Regions from separate parts of the Mus musculus genome. Here regions 1 and 3 are each linked to region 2. The links are chromatin loops, found by intact Hi-C in ENCODE. Cell type or tissue: left cerebral cortex. All regions are shown on one strand.

The links. Peaks named below come from ENCODE experiments on the same cell type or tissue, not always from the same donor. Only the 100,000 strongest peaks of a DNase experiment are listed, where the experiment ranks them.
Region 1: it touches region 2 in a loop (4-fold over the local background); 29 of 42 quality-filtered maps call a loop at or near these places.
Region 3: a loop joins it to region 2, with 2.3 times the contacts of the local background. A loop is called at or near these places in 21 of 42 quality-filtered maps.

What each region holds. Positions count from the first base shown.
Region 1 is chr10:121,406,319-121,414,318 of GRCm38, reverse strand. It overlaps Rassf3 (Ras association (RalGDS/AF-6) domain family member 3), which reads left to right. Exons shown (of 5, transcript NM_138956.3): 5 at 1,234-3,969. The coding sequence ends at 1,383. Among named protein-coding and RNA genes, the nearest start is that of Gns, 45 kb to the right of the region's middle. In left cerebral cortex, a CTCF peak has its summit at 4,508 (motif pointing left); a DNase peak (open chromatin) is centred at 4,415.
Region 2 is chr10:121,503,542-121,511,541 of GRCm38, reverse strand. Gm46204 (a long non-coding RNA gene) reads right to left here and starts at 6,431. Exons shown (of 2, transcript XR_001779700.2): 1 at 6,125-6,431; 2 at 5,431-5,909. Gm35696 (a long non-coding RNA gene) reads right to left here and starts at 1,429. Exons shown (of 3, transcript XR_872130.3): 1 at 917-1,429. In left cerebral cortex, a CTCF peak has its summit at 3,189 (motif pointing right); DNase peaks (open chromatin) are centred at 4,033, 4,604, 5,698, 6,204 and 1 more place; H3K4me3 peaks cover 1,074 bases; H3K27ac peaks cover 1,807 bases.
Region 3 is chr10:121,422,763-121,430,762 of GRCm38, reverse strand. The region is part of intron 1 of Rassf3 (Ras association (RalGDS/AF-6) domain family member 3); the gene reads left to right. Among named protein-coding and RNA genes, the nearest start is that of Rassf3, 49 kb to the left of the region's middle. In left cerebral cortex, CTCF peaks have their summits at 1,822 (motif pointing right) and 3,405 (motif pointing right); DNase peaks (open chromatin) are centred at 3,382, 6,298, 6,522, 7,082 and 5 more places; H3K4me3 peaks cover 203 bases; H3K27ac peaks cover 3,936 bases.

The DNA of each region.
Region 1 (8,000 bases), 97 kb after region 2:
GAACAGCTGGCCTGCTTTATTGCTTCAAGGAGGTGGGGGGCGGGGCAGCAAAGGAGAGAGATTTTGAATCACCCAAAGTGAACCCCTAGTTAGCTTACAGGTATGATTCTCTTAGAATATTATGTGGCCATGCGCTCTTCAGAGGTCAGAGGAAAGAATTCTTACTTACGCTCACACAGAGAGCAGTGTTCACCTCTTTGTCCCAGTTCCAGGGACTCTAATCCCAGCCTCACCTTCCCCATTATCTGCTGCTGAGAAAAGGCTCCCAAGAGCAAGGAAACCCAACAAGACGCGGGCCTGGCATCCCCTCCCCTCTACATCCAGTCAGATGACTCGGGACTTCTGTTTGCATGTGTCCTCTTCTCTCCAAGGACGACGTATTGGGGTGCCCATTGAAAACCATTTTTGGGCCGCCCTGTATATCCTCCGTCAGCGTTCAGCGATCCTGGTGCAAACTCTCCAGCCCAGGTCTCAGACTCAGGACGTGTGAGGTGTCCCGTGGAGCAGTTCTAAAGCTGAGAGAACAGGTTCTGCTCAATGGCCTAGTCAGGAGACCTGGGCCACGGATAGATAGATAGACAGACAGACAGATAGATAGATAGATAGATAGATAGATAGATAGGGACCCGGAGGCAGAGCCTCTGGTTATTCTAGCCTTCCACTCAGAAACGGTCTAGAGAGTGGTACTGAGCCTCTTTTTTGTTTTTGTTTTTGTTTTGAGGCAGGGTTTCTCTGTGTAGCCCTGGCTGTCCTGGAACTCACTCTGTAGACCAGGCTGGCCTCAAACTCAGAAATCCACCTGCCTCTGCCTCCCAAGTGCTGGGATTAAAGGTGTGCGCCACCACTGGCCAGCTTGAGGCTTTCTTAAAGTAGTTCTTATTCTCATTATTGTGTATGTGTGAGTGCATTTTGCGGGCATGTGTACCACAGCATACGTGTGGAGGACAACCTTTACATCTCAGGGGCATGTGTACCACATGCAGACGTGGGGAGCTGATTCTCTGTGGGGTTGACTAGGAGAGGAGGGAAGCCATAAAACCAATACTCAGGACTGTGAGGCAGGAGGATCGTGAGGTCAAGGCTAGACTGTACAACACAGCAAAACCTTGCCCTGGCGGTGGGAGGGGGGCCCACCCTCCCTTGGTTTCGGGGAGAACACTGAAGTGATCCTGTCTGCATTATTCCTGGATCCAGTCATGGCGTCTTCCTCTTTGTCCCTTTGTCCCCCGACAGTGGGAAGCTTTCAGCCTACCGGAGCTGCAGAACTTCCTGCGCATCTTGGACAAGGAAGAGGATGAGCAGCTGCAGAGCCTGAAGCGGCGCTACACAGCCTACAGGCAGAAGCTGGAGGAAGCCCTGGGCGAGGTGTGGAAGCCCGGCTAAGGCCGAGGGCTCTCCCTGCCCGGAAGGCACTGTTCTGGGACGCACAAGAGAGTCGCGTTGGTTGCCTCTCTTCTCAGAGAGCTGTCTTCGTGGCCCGGCCACTCTAGGGTCTTCCTCTTTTCTCTGTAGACACAGTTGTCAAAGCCTGGTCACGCAGCATCTTGCGCCTCACGAGGGACTGGCACAAGGGACTCCACAAGCTTGTTCTGTTTTGGCATGGCGATGTTACCTCTCGCAAGCTGTGAGCCTTTGGGCATCAGGCATCCCAGCGTGCTTGGAAGCATGAGCTCTGGGCTGAGGCCCCCTGTCTTCTACTAGTTACTTTAGTGACGTGATTCTGGTAACCTTCAGGATGCAAAGATGAGCTTTAAGGCTTCACTAAGCAACCGCTAAGACCGTGTTCTACGGTGAAACTACCTGCATGTTTTCATTCTCTGTTGGAGCAGCCCTACCCACCTGAACTGAAGGACACAGGAATTTAGGAACTCTGGGGGACTGGGAAAAGAGTTTGGAAGAGTTTTGACAAAGAAAGTAGAGAGCAAGTCGGGAAGGTAGAGGGAAGGTAAGGGCCCAGGGCTCGGGGAGGTAGTGTGGCTTCTAAGTTAGCGTTAGAGGAGAAAGGTGTATTTGTCTGTAAAAGAGCTAAAAGCATTCAGGGTCAATGTTGAGCTTGGTTAAAGATTGCTTAATTTGCTAGTGGTAAAATGTGGGGTCAGAGCCAAAGAGCCAGGAGCTAAGCCCAAAGGGATCCACAAACTGCAGCCGACCCGCAGTGGATTTAACCTTGACTGAGGTGGTCCACAGGTAGGTGTGCCTCAGCTGGACTTGACCTGTACATCTGTTCTGAGATCCACTGGTTCTGGACCCGCTGGTTCTGAGACCCGCTGGCGTGGAGCGGATGGCCTGGGGTTTAGCTTCTCTGTGTAGGTGGGGCCTGGCCATGTGCTGATCCCTGTTAATGTAGGTTCTCACCCCCACCCCCACCCCCACACATAGAGGTTGCTCTCTGAGTTAAAAAGGAGTTTGGGTAGGGGCAGCTGCTTCCCCTCAGCTGTTAGCTAGAAAGAAGATATAGCAAGGCCAGGGCTCACAGCACACTTTGTGACAATCACCCTCTTCCGTTTATTGCATCCTCCTTTCCTCTGCCCCTTTCCCCTGCTTCCCCCCTCCCCCGCCTCCCAGCCCCAATCACTCTTCAAAGTTGTTCTTACAAAGTAGAAGACAGGGATGTTGATTAAAGGCCGGGTCCTACTGCATCCTTGCCTCTTCAGAGACTTAACTAAGGGCCCCAAGGAAGGAAAGTCCACACCCAGCTGACTGCACAACAGTGTTAATTATGGAACTATTTTAACACAAGCGAGCATGTTCCTTCCAACCAAAGAGACGCATGTGCAATAGACAGGCGCAATGGCCTCACTTTCCACAGCAGCTTGCAAATCGGAGAGCCGAGGGAAGGGTGTTCCGATTCCGGAGGGGCCTTACGGTTGGTCTGCCTCTAGTCTAGATAGGTTTTGTTGTTTATAAATTCCCAAGGAATTGTTAACACGGTGACACCCGATGGAATCGTTTGGAAATTCCAAGGTGCCCCAGCTCTTAGCCTTTCTATGAACCGTGCCTTCTATCGAGAATCTGTCCCTTGGAGGTGGCCCTCCTGACTTGTCAGAGAATGTCGCCCTGTGGGAGGCAGATCCAAGTGTGGGTTATGCTAATGCAAGCTCCCTGGACAATCGGATCTTCTAAGCTATTAGAAAGAGTTGGGAAAAAAAAAAGTAGAGCTAGCTATAAAATATGAATGGCACATCTTGTTTAATTTTGCATGTGATTTCTTTTTTCGTGCATCAATGAGGTTTAGTGACATTGTCATCCGACACGCTGCCTTTGTTGTTCAGGGAATGCCTTCGTGGTTCTTGTACTGGTTTTACCATTGGGTTTGTGTATGCTGCCACCAGCCACCTGGTCTTCTGACTACTCCTCCCAGTGTGCCTAGCGTTTGTGAGGCATTGGTTTCTCTGATTAAGACACTGTTAGACGCTAAAGTAGCAGCTGATGGGTATCTGTGAATTTTTTTTTTTTTACTTGAAGTAGACTGTATGAAGCAGCTCCCTCCTCCGTATGCCTCCAAACCTCGCTCGATGGCGTGTGCACTTCACCTGAAGATCTGCCAGTCCGAGGTTCCTGAAGACCGATGTTCTCGCTCAAACACTGGTTACTACAGCAGCCGTTGTTTTAAAGCATAAAGGAAGAAAAAGCATAAAGGAAGCATAAAGCATAAGGGAAGAAAAGGAGCCCCAGAGGCCAAAGAGATATATATATATATATTTTAAACCGTTGTTCAGATTCTCCGGTAAAGCGAAAGCCAGCTTTGCTATAATGCTGTTTTCTCTTCGGAATGTGATGGTACAGGGATGGTGGTAAATGAAGGGTGGCGCAGGGAAGCTTTTAAATCTAAAGTGAAAAGCTATATTTATAATGTTGAGGACTTTAAGTTTTATTTTTATAGGGCAGATTTTTTTTTCTCCCCTGAAATTGTGTCTGGAATGGCAAAATTGTTCCTATTATTAAAAATTGAAGTTGTTAGTTGATAAATTTGTATGTCTTTATTTATGATAACATGCTACTATATGTGTAATATATATGTGTGTGTATTTTAGTCACAGTTTTGGAACAAGCTTTTTTTTTTAGAAGAACATTCCATAATTCAGTAATGTTTACAAAGATATGGTTTTGGCTTTGTGTTTTTCTGGAGAGGGGGCGCACACTTTCCCAAATGTCATTGTTCTTTGTTATTCTACCTCCATGTCTGCCTGTCCTGCACATTGAAATTGTTTTCCCTGTGAAAACAAATGTATGCCTTGGGAACCCATCAAAAACCACGCAAACACCAAAAGAGCTCTCGGGACACAGACTTCTCGTTCCTCCTGCCAGCAGAAGCAGGCCGTCCTCAGAGGCCCCGGTCCACCCCTGCCAGACTTGACTTGCCGGGTTTTACCTGCAAGAAGCCACCTCAACAGCAGGGCATGTTTGGTTTTAGATTCCTGCAACTGTTTGTACAAATGGGTTGGACAGGTTGTCTTGGATTCGTCTTCAAGGCTGCATAAGGTGTTCTCTCAGCCATGCTGCCCCCTGGAGGCCATGAGAGGAACAGCTTTTTTTGTTTTTGTTTGTTTGTTTTTTTTTGTTTTTTTTTTGCCAAACTCTTTCCAAAGATCCTGGGTAGGAGGCACTTCCACAGGACTCCCGGCTCCTTACTCCCTCCCCCAAGACAAAGCATAGAAATGTGAATTTCTCTTCACTGATGAAGGTCATGGAAGCAAATCTTCCTGACCTTTTGTCTTGGAGCTGGCCCTAAAGGAACCATCATCTTGTGAGACTGGAGAGGTGGCTCGGAGGTTGAATAGTGTTGGCTGCTTTTCCAGAACTGAAAAAGGTAAGTCCCCAAGCAACCAAACCTGGGTGCTCACAACCTTCTGCATGTGACTCAGTCTCTAGGGAGATCCCGGGTCTCTGGCCTCTGTGGGTACCAGCACTCAACGTGCCACACCCAAACACATGCTCATAATTAAAAATGAAAACGATTTAGAGAAAAGGAAATGCCCTTGGGTTGAGTTCTGTACTGGCTGGTTTTGTATGTCAACTTGACACAAGCTAGAGTTATCACAGAGAAAGGGGCCTTAGCTGGGGAAATGCCTCCATGAGATCCAGCTGTGGGGCATCTTCTCAATTAGTGATCAGTGGGAGAGGGCCCATTGTGGGCAGTACTATCCCTGGGCTGGTAGTCTTGGGTTCTATAATAAAGCAAGCTGAGCAAGCCAGGGGAAGCAAGCCAGAAAAGAACATCCCTCCATGGCCTCTGCATCAGCTCCTGCTTCCTAACCTGCTTGAGTTCCAGTCCTGACTTCCTTTGGTGATGAGCAGCAATGTGGAAAGTGTAAGCTGAATAAACCCTTTCCTCCCCAACTTGCTTCTTGGTCCTGATGTTTGTGCAGGAATAGAAACTCTTAGACAAGTTCCATCTCCGTCACTATGTCAATAGTAATGTTAATACAAATAACAGTAAATTATTTGAAGTGTAGCATAGGACTCCGTTTCAAAAGGGGTCCTGCCTCTTGGCTGTAAGAAAGCTAGGCGGCTGGCACACAGAGGAAGAGCAGCCTGGAGAGCCGCGCCCTGCTGGGCTGATTCTGCTTCACTGAATGCTTGTGTAGTGAAGGCTCCTTAGCGCTCCACAACCGCCCCATCCCCACTTAGAGAGCTTGGAGAGTAGAGCTCTTGCCCAGTGACTTTCTTCATCTGTATCTTTTGTAATAAGCCAGCTCATACAGGTGGGTATTTCCCAGCCTTCTGGGGGCTGTCCTAGTAAAATTAATCTGAGGAGGGGGCCAAGGGAGCCCAGATTTATAGCCATGTAACCCCGGACCTTGTTAGTGTCTAGTGTGTAGTGAGTTGGGGGGACTGGGCAGGCCCTCAGCCGTGGGTAGCACTACAAGAGGCCATCTTGCGGGTGTTCGCTGCAGGGTTCCTTGCTTGCTGGTGGGGAGTTCTCACAGTTTCGAGGCTCACACGATGGATCAGTGTTGTGAGTGTGTAACACACAAGAGGGACAGACTTCTGAGAGATTTGGAGAAGGGTAGAATACAAATGCTGCATTGGGGTGCTGTCAGGTAGTCCTAATTGGGTGTTTTGTTTTGCTGAAAGGGGAAACCTATATCTGGTACAACCTATATCAACATGTCAACTAGGTGCTAATCACGTACCAAGCCTTATTCAAAAGGCCGACAGTATAGTAACAGTAACTATCTACTTCTCAGTCAGTTAATGCGAATATTACACTCATAGTTGAGTCCCAAGGTGGGGTGTGAGTGATGGGCAAGCCTTTGACAGCCCAGCTTCTTGGTCATCTTGTTCTCAAGTTCCAAAGTGTTTAGAGCAAACACTACCTCCCCTCTGGGGGGCAGACAGGAAAGCAGGTTTGTGCTGGAAGAGGGGGGCCTTTCCACTCACTCAGTTACTGGTGAGCTTCAGTTATGGAAATGGTTGTATTAGGACCTGTGGGTCATGGCCCCTGTGGGAGTCGAATGGCTGTAAATATCTGCATATCAGATATTTACGTTATAACTCATAATAGTAGCAAAATTACAGTTATGAAGTAGCAACAAAATAATTTTGTGGATGGGGAGTGTACAGGCTAGTTTTGTGTCAACTTGACACAGCTGGAGTTATCACAGAGAAAGGAGCTTCAGTTGAGGAAATGCCTCCATGAGATCCAACTATAAGGCATTTTCTCAATTAGTGATCAAGGGGGAAAGGCCCCTTGTGGGTGGGACTATCTCTGGGCTGGTAGTCTTGGGTTCTATAAGAGAGCAGGCTGAGCAAGCCAGGTGAGGCAAGCCAGTAAAGAACATCCCTCCATGGCCTCTGAATCAGCTCTTGTTTCCTGACCTGCTTGAGTTCCAGTCCTGACTTCCTTGGTGATGAACAGCAGTATGGAAGTGTAAGCCGAATAAACCCTTTCCTCCCCAACTTGCTTCTTGGTCATGATGTTTGTGCAGGAATACAAACCCTGACTAAGACAAATTGGTACCAGCAGAGTGGGGTATTCCTGTGACAACCTGACCATGTTTTGGGGAGGGCTATGGAAGGACTTTGGAACTTTGGGCTTGAAGATCCATCCATTGTTAAGAGCTCTGTCAGATGTTGTGTAGGAGCTTGGAAGATAATGTTGAGAACACTGCAGAAGATGGAGGTTTGGTTTGTGAAATTTCAGAGGGAAAATTAAAGACTCTTTTCAGGGCCATTGCTGTTTTGATTGTGAAGATTGTGTAGTTCTGGTTAGCTGGGGCTGAAGAATCAGCTGTGATTAACAAGATACCAGAACTACTAAAGCAAAAACTTTGCATTACTGGGACTATTGATGCTGGTTAGCTGGAGCTAAGAAATTAGTGGTGATTAAGAAGAGACCAGCATCATTGAGGTGACATCTTCTGGGAAGTGTTTTCTGAAAGCACAAAGAGGCTGTGTTCCAGAGATGGCCAAGGTTGTACTCCTGCTGCAGCGGGACTTGGTAATATGTAAGGGTCACCCAGGTGGTACTGGTTTTGAAGGCATGAAGGGGTCACACAGAGCAGCTGAGGCTCGGCACTGTGAGAGGCCATGGAAGGTCATTGGTGAAGGTGCAATTGAAGGTCCAGGACTGAAGGGGTCATGCAGTGTTTTGGAGATGCCAGTACCATGAGATGACCACCAAGAGCAGCAGCAGCAGTGGAGTACAGGCATCTGGAGCCTAGAGGATGACGCGTGTGCTACAAAGGGCATGGCTGGAGAAGTGACCTAAGCCCTTGGAGGAGCCCAGAAGATCGTAAGTTGGATCCCAGAGATTGGACAGTTGTAGATTGATTTTTGCTTTTGATTGTGACTGTGCCCTGATATTTTCCCTCTTGAAGAAACTGTTTTAGTGGAGCCCACAGTTAAGAAACTTTTAATTGTAAAAAGACTTTGGATTTTAAAAGAGATGGATATTTTAAAGAGATTGAAATTTTAAGAATATGTAAAGACTGTGGGACTTTTAAAGTTATTTAGATCTTGGGGATGAATAAGAATGTAAGGGTTGAGGCTTACTA
Region 2 (8,000 bases):
CATTTCCTTATTTATACTATCAACCTATGATTTTGGAGATTAAACTCAACCATCAGCTGTGGTGGGGGGGGGGGCAGGCATCCTGGAACTCCATATCCAGAATATAGATGAAGAAAGCTTTTCTAAGAATGTTCAGCATCCTAGACATTCCTGCCTTTTCCTCCGCGGAATGTGAACCATTTTTGGGTTTTGCCATTTAATCCATTTGCATGGCACTGTGGCAAAGCATCTAAGGAACACTGTCCGAAGCAAAACTCACTGGATGCAAGGCCAGTGGCCTCAAAACTTGAGGTCCAATAGAGCCTGCCACCTAGCAGGCACCCAGTAAGTCAGACTCTCGGGGTCCTGAATGGGACCGAAGGACCCCGAGCCCCGCCGGTGGCTTAGTCACGACACTTATTGCTATAACTATCAGAAGTACAGGTGGAAAGGGCGCCAAGTCAGCAATGAATACAATCTCAATTAGCCACATCCAGAGTTCTAAAAACGGATATGAATAACACTCCAGAAGTTTCTCAGGCAGAGGCAAGGAGAGCATTGGCTAATGTGTGAAAGGCTCACGGTTATAAATAAAGTCCAGGGTCGGTCACAATGGGCCACTCCTTTAATCCCACCACTCAGGAGGCAGAGGCAGGCCAGCCTGGTCTACTTAGTGAGTTCCAGGACAGCCAGTGCTTTATAGTGAAACCCTGTCTCAAAAACAAATAAGTAAGTACATTTCAACTGGTTAGGGTGCTTGCTATAAGCCTAACAACGAACGATTCAATACTTAAGATCCGCATGGTGCGACTAGAACTCCCACAGGTTTGTCCTCTGACCTCCACTCTAGCACAAAAACATACACATAAAATAAACAAACACACACACACTCAAACGCAATTTTAAAGAGTTTTAAGGATAAAGCCCAGATACTCACTTGTGCACAAGGCGTCTGACACGGAAGGTGCAGTGCATGCTGGTCCCTATCTCCGGTGTTGCTAAACTCTCCTGATAGCGGAGACCATGTTTATCGCGTTGCCAGGTGGGGACCACGGGCAAAAGGCAGTTGTTGGAGTGCTTAGGTCCACATTAAGCGCAGCTTCATAGGCGTGGCTGGGGCACAGGCTGCAGCGGCTGAGGTCGGATAATTGATTCTCTCCCCACCGCCTGAAGCCTCAAGGCAGCAGCTGGGGCTTGCAACTGTTGGGCAGATGGATTTCAAAGAGGCCTGGAGAGAGGAGACCTGTTGTAGAAGTACTGCTCAGAGACAGACGCCTGGTGACGTCAGTAATTCCCCGCAGGCGGAACCCGAGTGACCTCTGACTTGAACCTTAGAGAGTGATTCTTGGCTCTGCCTTTATCAGCTGGGACTGGATAAGGGCAGATACAGAGATGTGGCTAGAAGGTCCTGCTGGTGACCCCACGCCACCGTTTCCTGTGTGGAGAAGCAGGATTCACCATCCCTAACTCTGCATTGCCTCCCCCAGCCTCCCTTTTTTGGGGGGGTCAGATAACAGCCCTTACTTCCTATATCCTCCATGCCCAGGGATCACTCTGGGCATCACACGCTGAGCACAGCTATGGAATCTCCCCATGCTGTAACATGACAGGACCCTTGACCCCGCCTCCCCGTCCCCGTCCCAGTCCCCGCCCCTGCTCAGGCCCATGAGCCACCTCCTACACAGTAGGCTTTGAGACTTCTCTGAAATAGTTAACAAACCCTGAATAGTACCCAGCCTCTGGTCTTGCAGCTGTGAAATCACATTCCTAGACAGGGTCTCAGTCATTTTCTATAGCAGATTATCTGAGACAAGATAATTTCTAAAGAAAAGAAGTTTAACTCTTGAATCAAGATGTTGGAAGGGCAAACCCGGGTATCCATATCTGTTGTGGGTGTCAGGCTGTGTCACACAATAGAAAGCAGACACTGCTACTATGAGGGATTAATCTCCTGACTCGGGAACTCAGGGCAGATTAAGTCACAGCTCGGACTGAGAGTCCTTGGTGGCACTGCTGGCTTAGGAGATGGGTGTCCATAGGGGAAACCCTTCAGAGGCTGGCATGGAGGGCTTCCCTCTTCCCTCCTGCCCTACTGAACACCAGGAGGACAAGATGGCAGCCCCTGTTCTAATTCAGGAGACTTCTGTGAGACAGTCACTATGTAGAGCCCCTTGCCTTTTCTCTCAGACCTTTGTATGAGTGTACACAGGGGTGTGTAGATACCAGTGTCTCTGTCTGTCCCAAATATGGGGGAGGGATGTAAAATAGGTATTATATAAATATGCCTTTTTTTTTTAAGACAGGGTCTCTCAATGTAGTCCTAGCTATTTTGGAGCTTGCTATGTAGATCATGCTGGCCTCAAACTCACAGAGATCCACCTGCCTTAGCCTCCTAAGTGCTGGGATCAAAGGCATGTGTCACCACACCAGGTGAAATTTGACATTTTTAACTACCTGCTGGCTTTTCTTTTCTCTATTACCTCAGAGGGCCCCGTGTCTGGGATTGAAGCATTCACAAGCACTCAAAGTGACACAGGACCACAGCTTGGTGAGGTTTGGCCTTATCTCTTGCCTGCCTCCCCACAGCCCCCCAGAACAGGAGCAGTGAACACTCTTCTTGTCCACTTAGGGTCCCCCTCTTCCTTCTACAGCAGCAGGGTTAACTAGGAAGTCTCAGGATGAGCTAGGGTGAGAATGAGTGAGGCCTAAGATTCGCTTCCAGAGCAGATTTTTGCTAAGGCAAGGTTGTGCCCGCTGGAATGTCCAGTGACCCAGACGTATAATTGTATACAAAACTGCAGCTTCTCTCAACCTCTAAGCCTCCAGTGTTCTTTGGAGCCAAGCTCTTTGCAAAGGTGCAGCAAGACTCCCTCTCTGGCAGACAGGCCTGCCCTGGAAGCCCAGCTGGCTGCCACAGCACAGGTTGGGTTTTAGCCTCTGCTTGGTCTCCAGCCTGCTGCTTTGTGCAGTGTACTAACAGTGGCACTGTCCCTTTCCCATGTGGCCACTGAGGATCGCCTCCAACATCACGGCCTCTTCCTCCCTTCTCTATCCATCATCACCCTCGAGGCATAGGTTTGGTGTGTGTGTGTGTGTGTGTGTGTGTGTGTGTGTGTGTCTCAGAGTGGCCAGAAATAATTTTTTTTTAATCTTTTAAAGACCATTTTATTTTATTTATATGTGTACACTGTTGCTGTCCTCAGACACTCCAGAAGAGGGCATCATCGGATCCCATTACAGATGGTTGTGAGCCACTATGTGGTTGCTGGGATTTGAACTCAGGACCTTTGGAAGAACAGTCAGTGCTCTTAACCGCTGAGACATCTCTCCAGCCCCAGTTTGAGACATTTTTATTGCACTGCACCTGTGTGTGTGTTACATACATCTGCATGTATGTGTGTATGTCATGACACGAGAGAGGTTAGGGGACAACTTGTGAGGGTCGGTTTTCCCTTCCATGTAGGTCCCAGGCACTGATCTCTGAATGTCAGCCTTGGCCACAAGTGCCTTTACTCGCTGAGCCACGTTGCCAATGTTACATTAAAAACTCAGGGTCTTGGGCAGGCCAGGTGGCTCAGTGGGTGAAGGGGTTTGCTGCCAAGTCTTACCAACTGAGTTTGATCTCTGGGACACACGTGGTGAAAGCAAAGAACTGACTTCCTACAAGTTGTCCTCTGACCTCTATACCCACACCCACATACACATGTACGAGTGCGTAGCTGGGCGGTGGTGGCACACGCCTTTAATCCCAGCACTTGGGAGGCAGAGGCGGGCGGATTTCTGAGTTCGAGGCTAGCCTGGTCTACAAAGTGAGTTCCAGGACAGCCAGGGCTATACAGAGAAACCCGTCTTGAAAAACCAAAAACCAAAAACCAAAACCAAAACCAAGTGCGTGCACACACTCGAATAAATGCATACATTTAAATTTAAAAGCCATTTAAAATCACGGCTCCCCGCATACCACATTTGCCTTCCTTCTGCCTACACCTGGGGCTCTGACTCTCGGCAGCTGCTCTGGCTCCGCCCTCAGATCTGACCCCGCCCTCAGCTCTGGCTCCGCCCTCAGCTGCTTCTGGTTAGGCTTTGGCTCTCTCTGACTTGGGCCTACCTCGTGCACTCTGTGGGGGCGGATAGCTTTCTGGACTTAATCTTTTCTTTGAAACCAAAACCCCCAGCAGAGACTTCATCTTTACAGATGGCTGGTTTAGATGGACGGAGCTAATGATACACATTGCTTCCCTTGAAAGGCTCGTTCGGTGTTAGCCTAAAACTGATGTTCGGTGGCTGTCCAAGTGGGACGACAGCTGTTTGGGCTCAAGCCTGTCTCCGTTGTATTTCTCATCTGGGAATGATGATATTATCAAGGGACGAATAAGGCTGAACTCAACACCACTCTTGACCTCATTTCTGATTTATGGATTCTTCCTGCGACCATGCGATCGGGAGAGAAGGCGGGTCTCTGAAATGGGTTTTGAATTTTAATATCTTCTCATACTGACCTCTTTCTTTGTCAAGCCACAGCTCGTGTAGCTGGCGTAACTTGCTGACTAGAAACTAGAAACACACTTTTCTCCAGCAGGCAGAAACAAAGGGGAAATTTGTCTTTCAGAGAGCTGCTTAGCGGCCTGCCCCCGCCCCCACCACTCCCCATGTGTAGGAACAGCTTGCAGGAAAGGCGACCCGGCCTCTGACTGTGCGCCAGTTGTGGCTTTGCTCACGGGGTTCTTGTGTGGCACAGAACAAGCAAGCCTCCTGTCCTCTCAGCGAGGTTCGTCACAACCACGTGAAGTGCGCTCTTCTGCCTCAGAGGAAAAACTGGAAATGACCCTTAACCCCTAGGTCCCTAGTCATCCGGCCACCGAGGGGCCAGAAAGGATTTAGTGCCTGGGAACTCAGTTTATTCAGTTGGTAGAGTACTTGCCTAGCATCTGCAGAGCCCTTGGCTTCATCCTTAGCACGACATAAGCGGAGCTGAGGGTCACAGGTAAGGCACACCTGTGATCCCTGCTGTCTGGAGGAAGCGATCAGAAGTCCAAGGTCATCTTCAGCTGCATAGAAAGTAAGGGGCCAGGTTAGACCTGAGACCCTTTCAAAAATAATTTTTTACTTGTTTAGAAAACATCATTAGAAGTATTTTTGCGCCGGGCAGTGATGGCGCACGCCTTTAATCCCAGCACTTGGCAGAAGCAGGCAGATTTCTGAGTTCGAGGCCAGCCTGGTCTACAGAGTGAGTTCCAGGACAGCCAGGGCTATACAGAGAAACCCTGTGTCGAAAAAACTAAAACAAAACAACAACAACAACAAAAAGTATATTTGCTTTGAACTCTGCCCGGATTTCAACTCTTTAGAAACAGATCATACACTTTCAAAAAAAAAAAAAAAAAACCACATTGATGTCATCTGGAAGCATTTTCCTACACATGTAAATATTTATCCCCCATGAGACTTTCGAACTGCAGAATAGTTTATACCCGTGTGTCCCCTCTGGAGGTTAATCACAGCTTAGGGGGACACTAGGAGGGGTCCCTTACTATTTACCAAACGAGTAAGAGGATCAAGTTGAATAGCATCACTAGGAAGCCTGCACGGGAATGGAAAAGCAAGGTGGCTGTGAAGTAGACAGAATTGGAACGCTGGCCTTCTGGATTTCATCCACAATGGAAGGAAGTGTCCCTGGAGATGTCCCTAAAACAACGGTGTGCAGCTGGGAGGCAGCTTGGCTAGCCGAGTGCCTGCGGAGCGCACAAGAAGCCCTCGGGTTCCACGCCCAACATTGGAGGAGATAGATATGGTGGCTCAAGCCAGCAATCCTAGCACCGGGGTGTGCGGGTGGGTGGGGGTGGAGTGTGTGTGTGGATAAATAGGATCAGGAGTTCATGATCTCTCTTGGTGCCGCGGGAGTTCAAGGACAGCCGGGGACTCTTGAGACACTGTTTCGAAAAGAAAAGAAAGAAAAATTTAAAAACCCTTTCTCTAAGCCTCAGCCTGCTCTGCCCTACATAATGGCCGTGCCGCGGGCCCTGGACAAAAGCTAGGGACAGTCAGCCTTCACAATCAGGATTTAAGAGGCCGCTTGGCAACAGGAAATGAAAACAGTCCCCTCTACCCCATGCCCCTGGAGCAAGCCAGGAAGCTTCATGGTCACCTGGCAACGCAGAGGACGTGTAAGCGGCAGTCAGCTCTGAATGGCTGGGCTGGGCTTCCGGGCAAATGGTTTCCTGCTCACTCAGCTCTCTCTGCCGCACTTTTTCTTTAAGACACCTGTGTTTTTTGGCTGTCAGGCGAGGGGGCCATGCCAAGCTTTCTGGCAGCGGTCTCTGCGCTGGCAATGATGTCACATCAATCATTCCCAGTAATTAACTCCTATCGCAGTTCTGTGGGAGAGATCCTAGCGGCTTTCTCTGCCTTCCTCGCCCCCACCTTGTGTCTCTATGGTGTCTCTCCCGGTCCCCCCACCCCCACCCCATCCGCATTCCCGTGGGCTCGGGCATGCCCAGTTATATATAAATCCAAACCTGGGGTCAGGACAGCGAGGGCAAGTGACGATTTTATTTATTTATTTACTTCTTATTTATCGCCCGCAACTAAGGCTAGACCCCGCGCCTCCAGGACAAGCAGTGATTTTTGAAGTTTTGCTGATGCCAGATTCAATGGCTGTATTGTTTTTGAGAGACGGAGGGCAAAGATTCTTCCACCCAGCCCAGAAGTCACAGGGCCATTTGTAAATTCTCCTTCCTTTGGGTTAAGTTCTGTGGTAATTTCCCCTCAACTCTGCCTTTGTAGCAAAGACTATAGTTGATAGTCATAGATTTGAGTTTATGGTTATTTATTTGATGTTTTCTTCCCTTTGGAGTACATTATGGGCTGGTTTGAGTCATATTTTGAGGCCCCAACCCTTTATATCAATGGTCTCAACCTTCCTAGTACTGTGACCCTTTAATGCAGTTCTTCATGTGGTGGTGACCCCCAACCATAAAATTATTTGTATTGCTACTTCATAACTGTAATTCTAACATTATTATGAATTGAAACGTGTGTGTGTGTGTGTGCGTGCAAGTGCATGCGTGTGTGTTCTGATGGTCTTAGGTGACCCCTGTGGAAGGGTCTTCCCCCCGGCAAAGTGGTCACCACTCACAGGTTGAGAATGGCTGCCCTATGTGACACTAGAGCATATAGCAAGCAATTAAGGTTAATGAAGTCATGGGAACAGACCACCTCACGATGGCACAAGGATTGCTGGGAACCAAGTGGCAGGAGTTATGTTTAACATTCGTGGGCCCTAAGTTTGATCGCTGGCACCAAAATAAAATTAAAGAGAACTGGACATCCCTCTAGCCCCCTTCTCCTCTCACCCCCTTCTCTCCCTTCCTCCCCCCTCCCAACCCCTCCTCCCTCACTCCCTCCCCCACATGTGTAGGTATCTAATCCTTGCCAGGACCCAAGAAGGCTGGTTCTTTTGTCTTAGACTTCCAGACACAAGAAATTTGAGAAAATGGGTTTTTTGTTTTTTTGTTTTTTCTAGTTCTTGGAGACAGGGTTTTTCTGTGTAGCCCTGGCTGTCCTGAACTTACTCTGTAGACCAGGCTGGCCTAGAACTCAGAGATCTTCCTGCCTCTGCCTCCCCAGTGCTGGGATTAAAGGCCTGTGCCACCACCTCCGGGATGAGAAAATGGATTTCTGATGTTTGAGTCATTCAGTTTGTGGTGCTTTCTTAACACCCCAAGCTGACTGCTGTAGCCTAGAAGCTTTCTGAGAGGGCAAACCTAACAGTTTGCCTACCGCTGAATCCCAGTATCACACACAGAGCCTGGCCTATAGTCAAGGTCTCATAAATATTCATCAAGCAAAAAGCCCTTAAATGAATGTCTAAATGGAGCTTGAAAGAGCCATGGGGCTATGCCCCTAACGAATGATGGAGAAGAGGTTAAGTTATGCCCAATATACCCAAGTCTGTGAGATGTATCTTTCTGTTTTGTATCTTAAGGAGAGCTGCTGTTCATTGAGTGCTTGCTAATGTTTCC
Region 3 (8,000 bases), 81 kb after region 2:
TTGGACAGCATCCCCTGTGTGACCCTGAGGAACGAGTGTCCTTCATCCTGATACTCTGACTTTTAGAACATCCCTAAGTGCCTGTTTGAAACATTTAGTTTTGTTTGCTTGTTAGAGGACTCCGCCAAGGAGTTCCCAGGGCAGGAAATCGACAGTTTAGGTGAAAAGGTAGAAAAGACGAAATCCTTTACATCCTCATGGAAGGAGTCTGGCCTGAACGAGTGACATTCTTTGCAGTCCCTGGTCCACTGTTTCCTTAGCTTCCACAGTGCAGCATCCTGTGTCCTTGGGACCGTTTGCTCAGGCGATGCCACACGAGCTGACCCTCCCTTACTGTCTTCACCTACTTGCTGTCTGCTCTTTAGCGTGGAGAGAAGGGCAGCTTCCAAGGTGCACACCAGAGCTCTGACTTAGACTCTCCCCGGTGCACACTGTCCTTCAGTTAAAGCCACCTTTCCCCCCTTCCCTTCAACACCGGATCAGCCCAGCCCTCCCCTGTCTTTGCTGGCTGACCCTCTGGACAGTGGGGGAGGGGCAGCTGCTGACACCCCCACCCCCCACCCTGAGTGGAGGAAAGGTGGAGCCGGCTTCCTCCGGGCTTTCAGCTTCCTGTGCACACCGCTGTAGGAGGAAAAGGAGAGGGAGGGTGGGTGAGAGAGACCTCTGCCTAGAAGAGCCTCCCCCTGCAAAGAGACAGTGAAAATTACAGACAAACACTAATAAAAACAAAAATACAGACAGCCACCCTTCCCGGGGCAGCTGCAGGGCAGCCTGTGTTTATAAATTGGCCAATTGTGTGACGTTAGGAACCAACTATTAATTTTGGCAGTGTGTGTGTGTGTGTGTGCGTGCATGTATGACAATATTTCTGTCTATGAATATGTGTGCCTGTTGTGTGCATATGTATTTGTGTGTGTCCATGCGTGCGTACTTGTGAGTGTGAGTGTGTGTGCGTGTTTTCACAGACCTCAGAGCTGTGGTTTGCTGTCTCTGGCAGCTCATTTCTGCTCTCTGTACGAGCAGCTGGCTATTAGCCTTGCCTAGCTGGTGCCTCTGTTTATTTTGGGGGGCAGTCGGCACATGAAAGTGGAACTCAGTTTTACTGGTAAAGTGCTCAGTTGTCTTATGATTATTTTTGTTTCCAAGGCTATTTATTTTTTATACATGAACGGCCACTTAACAGCCCCAGACTTCACTTTTTTTCTTCTCTGATTCAGCCAACCAGACTCTGAAGAAGGCTTTTGAAATGTTTGTAATTCTTATATAGTTTTTCTTCACGGAAAAAGAGAAGTGTGTGTGTGTGTGTGTGTGTGTGTGTGTCTATTCCAGACCTCCCCAGATGAAGGGCAAACTCTGTTAGTTAGCATTTTGGCATGCTTCCATATATGGGCACTTCTTTATTAGGTCTCCCAGGCTGGCCTGAAACTTGCTGAGTAGCCAAGGATAACACAGAACCTGACCCTCTCCTGGCTGTGCTCTGAGTGCTGGGATTGAAGGCGTGACCACCACATCCTGTTTATGGGTTTCCAGGGATTGAACCCAGGACTCTCTGCAGGACTTCCTGCATGCTAGGCAGGCACCCTGTCCACTGTGCTGGCTCCCCCTCCCCTTCCCCCCTCCCTTGTGTTTGTACTTGGTAGAACAGTAGAATGTCTGGCTTTTCTTTTCATGCAGAGACTCTTCCATGAGCTATATTGTACTTCAAAGGACATGATCCTAGTCCCATGGTCCTCCTCAGCTCCCAGTACTTGAAACGGTTTTCCAATTTTCTTTTTTGTTTTCTTTTTTTAAGATTTATTTACTTTATGCATGTGAGCACACTGTAGCTGTCTTCAGACACACCAGAAGAGGGCATCAGATCTCATTACAGATGGTTGTGAGCCACCATGTGGTTGCTAGGAATTGAACTCAGGACCTCTGTAAGAGCAGTCGGTGCTCTTAACCGCTGAGCCATCTCTCCAGCTCAGGTTTTCCAATTTTCGAATGAACTCTTTGGTCATGGCTAGGTAGGAATTCTCTATTTGCCAAGTATAGCATCATCGCCCACTCCGATTACCACACACTTAAATTAACTGAGTGCTTCTCTGGCAAAGTAACCCGGCCTCCACCGCTTAGCGTGTTCTCCGTCAGAGTGTGAAGGGTATGAGGTAGTGCCTGGGCAGTAACTGTGACAAGATTGAGCAGGCAGAGCTCCCCAGCCCGCCCTGGAGTTGGGTGGGGGTGGCTACCTCGGCTTGAGAGGTTGTAGAAGAAAAGCTTTTAGGAAGAAGACAGAATAAGGCTGAGGAATGGAGACACCTCCTACCTTAGTGTGGAATGGAGATGTCCTTATTCTGAGTCCTTGCTGTAGGCGGTGCCAGAGCTCTCTAAGGCAGTAAGTGGTGGGCTAGCTCACTCGGCTGGGTTCACTAGACACTCATGAGTCTCTCTGTGAACAGCTATCTCTCCTGTCATCCCACCCTCCTGGTCCAGCCAGCCTGTGTTCTGACACACTCTGGGTAGCCTATACCTCTGGATCCTTCCTGCTTTCTCCTCCCACAGAGCAGGAGGCAGGAAGAACAACAGGGAGCTCCCACTGCAGGGCTGGCTCCTGGGTTTTCTTGGCTCTCAGAGTGTGCAATCCGACCCTGTTGGCAAGGAGAAGATAATTCCTAGGGCTGCAAAGCCATTTTTGGAGACACCAAGGCACAGCGGCTTGCAGGCATCCTCCGTGGCCCTCGTTCTGGGGACGGCGGTGTCCTTCTGAGATACGGGCCATCAAGGGATTGCAAGCACCTTCATTGTGTCTTGCTCTTGGCAGAAGGAGTCAGTATTATTCGAGCCATGCCTTTTAAGGGCTAGGAACCAGCTTATCAAAAGAGCCATCTTGGAGGCGGTGAGGGGTACTCCAAGGGGAACGTTCTGACAAGGGATGGCTGGACTGGATCAATGGGAACTAGTGATAGAAACAGTTTAACCTAAACCTCCTGTGGGCTTTTCAGACTGTCACATTTGTGTAAAAGCAAGCTGGTACGGTGGTAAGTCTTAGGATCTGCTAGGCCCTGGGTTCACCTGTAGCGTGACTCATTCCTTTTGGTGCTGTGGACCTGGGGTGTATGAGATCAAGCAAGCACTAAGATGCTTAGGTTAGCGTGTTAGCGAGGCTGCACAGGGGAGGAATCAGAGCTATGTAAATCCAAGCCATAGTGGTGTTCAGTGTGACCTCTTGGACACCATCTTCCTGACGTTCTGGCATTTATAGTTTTGTTCCCTGAAAACTCAGAGTCTATGCTGGAGTAAACCTCCTTTTCTATGGCGGTAACTTACACTTGTAACAGGAAGAGGAAAGACAACACAATCCTTCCCACAGACCTGTTTCAGATCATTTTACTTTCAGTCTCCCTGTGCACAGTGTGCATGCAGTGCCTGCGGAGGCCAGAAGAGGGCGTCAGGTTCCCCCTGGAACTGGAGTTACAGGTGGTTGTGAGCCCTCATGTGGGTGGTTGGGTTAAGAGAAGCCACTTAACCACTGAACTGCCTCTCTAGCCCCCAATTTCTGATACACACACACACACACACACACACACACACACACACACACACACACACCGGTGCTGAGGACCGAATCCAGGGCCTTGTGCTTGCTACCACTGAGCTAAATCCCCAAACTCCCAATTTCTGATTCTACTAAGACTTTTTTTTTTTGTTGTTGTCTTTAAATTAGGTGTCACCTGGCAAAGTAGCCAGAGTTTTGTTTGCCCATCTCTGCCCTTGACTGACTTTTAGATCCTGCTGGTGGTGGAGCCACCTGCAGGGTTTCTCAGCAGGTCCCCACCAGCTTCCAGATTCCAGCATTCCTTTCTGGCTGGTCTCCAAACGAGCCTGTTCGATTTCCTTTCTCCGGAACCCTGGCCTGACCACAGAGTTTCAAAAGGTTGCATGGCAGCTGTGGCAGTATGAGATCTTACCTCCAGACTCTGGCCCTGTGAAGATTTCCAGTGTCCCTGGGCTGACCTGAGATGGGAGAGGGAGAAGACCCCTGAGCCCTGGTAGTAATTGCCCTTTGCTGATGGCGTGTGACCATTGGATGGCTCCAGGGTCTTCCTCCAGATTGCACCAATGAGATGCTTAATCTGCTAGAATCTGGGGCAGCAGGTCTGTTCCTTTTTTTTTTTTTTTTTTTTTTTTTTTTTTTTTTTTTTTTTTTTTTTGCCTCTCTCTTCCTTCCTAGCTTCCAGGCACCTTCTTATTCTTATTTTTCTCAGTTAACTTTTCTCATCTCCAGCACACTTGCTTTGTAGTGCTTGATTAGTTAGGGGAACGTTGCAGGCTGCTAGAATGGAGCTTTAGATGATGTAGGGGGACAGAGGCCATAGTTCAGGGCCATTGTTAATCAAGAAGCAGGGGCCCTTGAGTTGACGTTCTCATAAAGACTTCTGGCTCTGGGGAAGCCTGCGCTGGCCTCTGCCCAAGTGCCACCTCACCTGCCACCTCGTTCTTTTTTTTTTTCTTTTCGAGACAGGGTTTCTCTGTGTAGCCCTGGCTGTCCTGGAACTCCTTTTGTAGATCAGGCTGGCCTCGAACTCAGAAATCTGCCTGCCTTTGCCTCCCAAGTGCTGGGATTAAAGGCGTGTGCCACCACGCCTGGCTTGCCACATTCTTTTGCTAGTTGCCCAGGCAGATTAGCCACATTTGTGTGTACCTGGCCTCTCTCTTACTTTGTTCACCCAAAAAAAACCAAGAACCAAATTAAGCCAGCTATGAGTTGTGTCACCATTCAGAAATGAATAGCATCGTAGTTGACTCCCTTTGAAAACGTTTCAACCTGCGATGTCTGAGGCTGAGTGTAATCTGGTATTCTTTAGGGTCAGGACCTCAGACTGGTTCACTCCTGGAGAGTCGGGGCCACCTCCAAGTTTGTTTTCTGGCTCCAAACAACTGAGTGGCTGTTTGCCGACTGGCACGCGACCCGGTTTTAAAAGCACAACCATATAGGGTAGCGGTGGAGTGGTAAGCAGGGCTTTAAAGAGTGAGCTCATGGAAGGACCAGATGAAGCTCTTTCAATGTGCATCGCAGCTGCAGTTAATCTTATTAACGGGTTGGGCCTGGGTGTGCCAGGGTAGTTACGGGGTATACTTTGAAGGGCTCTTGGTTTTTGATGTGGATGGATAGCAGAAGCGTATAAAACATGGCGTCTGATACTGTAAAGCTCTCATATGCCTTTGCAGATTCATTAGGTTTTGAGAACTGAGCAAGAACATCACATTGGTTGATAAGACACGCAAGAGGCTAGAGAGGTTGCAAATGCAGACTCCAGCCAGGCTTCAGGACCCAGTCTGTTGAATAGGTCTCCTGTTCAGGACCCAGCTAGTTTGAACACAGCACTCTCCCGGTAGAAGGTTTAAGGACACAGTAGGGTGGCTGAGAAGCCCAAGGGTGTCATGGGTGCTGAACCTGGCTGTGTGTGGTGCGGGCCACACCTATGGGCTGCTGTTGGTGGGGATGGCTTCCGTTGTGGGCTGGGCCTTGAGGAGGGGAGTTGGCTTGCGGACTGCTGGGGACCACCAGGTGGCACCTGGAAAGGGTGGTGACAGGCTGACAGTGGGAGGCTGTGTTGAAGTTCTGAGCATACTGCTTGTAAGGGGAGATTGCTGCAGACCCCAGTCTCGGACAGTAGCTGCTGTTTTATTTTTGTAGTATGTTTAGATTTAACTTTCATTTGTTTGATTGTTTTCTGTTTTGTCTTGTTTTGTTTTCAAAACAGGGTTTTCCTGTGTAGTCCTGGTTATCCTGGAACTCAATCTGTAGAGCAGGCTGTCCTGGAACTCAAAAGATCTGCCTGCCTCTGCCTCCTGAGTGCTGGGATTTAAGGCCTGTGCCACCTCCTGGCATTAACAAATATATTAACACACACACACACACACACACACACACATATATATATATACATATATATATATATATATATGTATATATGTATATATGATAGTCTAAAGTACCTACCTTTGTCCTCTGGTGTCATTTTGATTGTTAATAAGTAACCTTGGGGACAAAGGATGCTTTAAATTACCAAGTTTGACTGATGTATCTTGGGTGTACTAGTAACACCACCCCCTACACCCCTCCCAGGATACAGACTAAGTGAACGGTTAATAAGACACTAGACCTATAACACACCATCATCAGACTGAAGGTGGTGAATGGCAAACTGGAAGGCAGCTGCATGATAAAGGGAAGAAAAAAATCTGTTCCTGCATAAAGTGCTGGCTGGGTCACAATTACTCAGCACCACGTTCACAGCATTGCGGAAAGCCTCTTCTTTGCTGGGTGCTCTTACTGATGCCTTAGCTGCAGGGCTTCCTAGAGCCTGTAGCATTCTAAAGGCCACGCACATTTTTATTGGGATGATGATGTGAGGGGCAGTGTTTGAGGTACAAGAGGTGTGTGTGCCCTGTCTATCACAGGACCAATGCTCTGAGGGAGACACAGCTCCCTTGACTTCTCTGGCACCCACACTTCCATCTGCTCCCAGTTTTCCATTTGCCTTTCTGCCTGAGGCAGCGGTGGGTCGTCTGTTGCTACAGGGATGACTGGGTGGGGGTTGACCAGGAGAGTGCACGCTGAGTATCTTCTGGCTACATAGGAGGGTTGCCTGCCTACCAGCTGAATTCAGGCAAGATAGACTCCCTAATCCTCACGGGACTGGAAATGGAGTGCCAGCTCTCCGAATCTTGCCAGCTAAAGAAGTCTTCCCCCATCTGGCAGGACAACAATCTCAACAGCCCAGTGGCCAGTCAAGATCAACATGCCAGGACCACACACCAAGAGAAGCACAGAATCTCTCTGGACTTGGCACCTGCGGGTTTGCACACATGACTGCGCTTTGGAGGCCACAGAGCCATCTTGAGCATCACGGGTGCTGCCTTACAGTCTCCCCTCAGTACTGTTGTGTGAGCCCCAGCCGGGGTTTTCACTCTAGCTTCTGTTACATTGTTTCCTGTTACATTGTTTCCCGTTACATTGTCTCTTGGTGCTTTTTGCCTCTCATCCTTTGTTGGCACCAGCGAGTTGCTTTCTACATTTGTGCTGTCCAGTGGAGCAATTAAAAGACGCTTGCAATTAGTTTCCTCATTTCACGCTTCGAAGCCTCATGTGACTCCTGCCTGCTGTAGGCTCACACACACAGCATGGCTGCTGGAAAGGCGGCTGGGTAGTTATGGTACGGATGGAAAAGCTGACCCTTGAAAAGACTTGTAGTGTCTGTCTCCTTCAGTATCTTAGTCAGGAGTGTTGGAGTGTTAGACAGGCAGCCAAGGTAAATACAGATCTGTCCCCCTCCAGCCCTCCTTACGGATATTCACAGGAGTTAAGCAAGACAGGCTTCTGGTCCAGAGGGCCCTCTTAGAACCTTGCAGCTTTGGCTCTGTCTGACAGCCCATTCTGCATTCAGCCCATCCCAGGGTCTCTCTCCGGTTTGCATACCCAAAAGACTTCCCACCAAAGTTGTCTGCTGCTTGTTCTATTTTAGAACTCAGTTTAGGAGCGTGTACATGCGTGCTTTCAGTCAACTTGGAATCAGTCGTATGAGGCATGCCTATAACCCAAGTACTAGATGTGGAGGCAGGGGGATACCCACAGTCACATGCATAACAAGTCTGCAGCCAGCCTGGGATACAAGAGATCCTATCTCAAAACAAAACAAAAACCTTTTCCCCATTCCCTAGGAAAACAATAATCTTTTGCTTGTTTGGAGACAGGGTTTCTCTTTGTTCTCTATGTGCCATTGTAGACTAGGCTGGCCTCGAACTCACAGAGAATCCACCCACTGCTTTTGGGGGAGGACTTTTTTTTTTTTTTAAACAAAACAAAACAAAACAAAACATGTCAGCCCTGCCCCTGCTTGCTCTGCCTCTGGTGAACTTGGTTTTTGTTTTTGATTTTGTTTTTTTGGTTTTTTTTGTTTTGTTTTGTTTTGTTTTTGTTTTTCAAGGGTGGGGATTGAGACAGGGTCTCTCTCTCT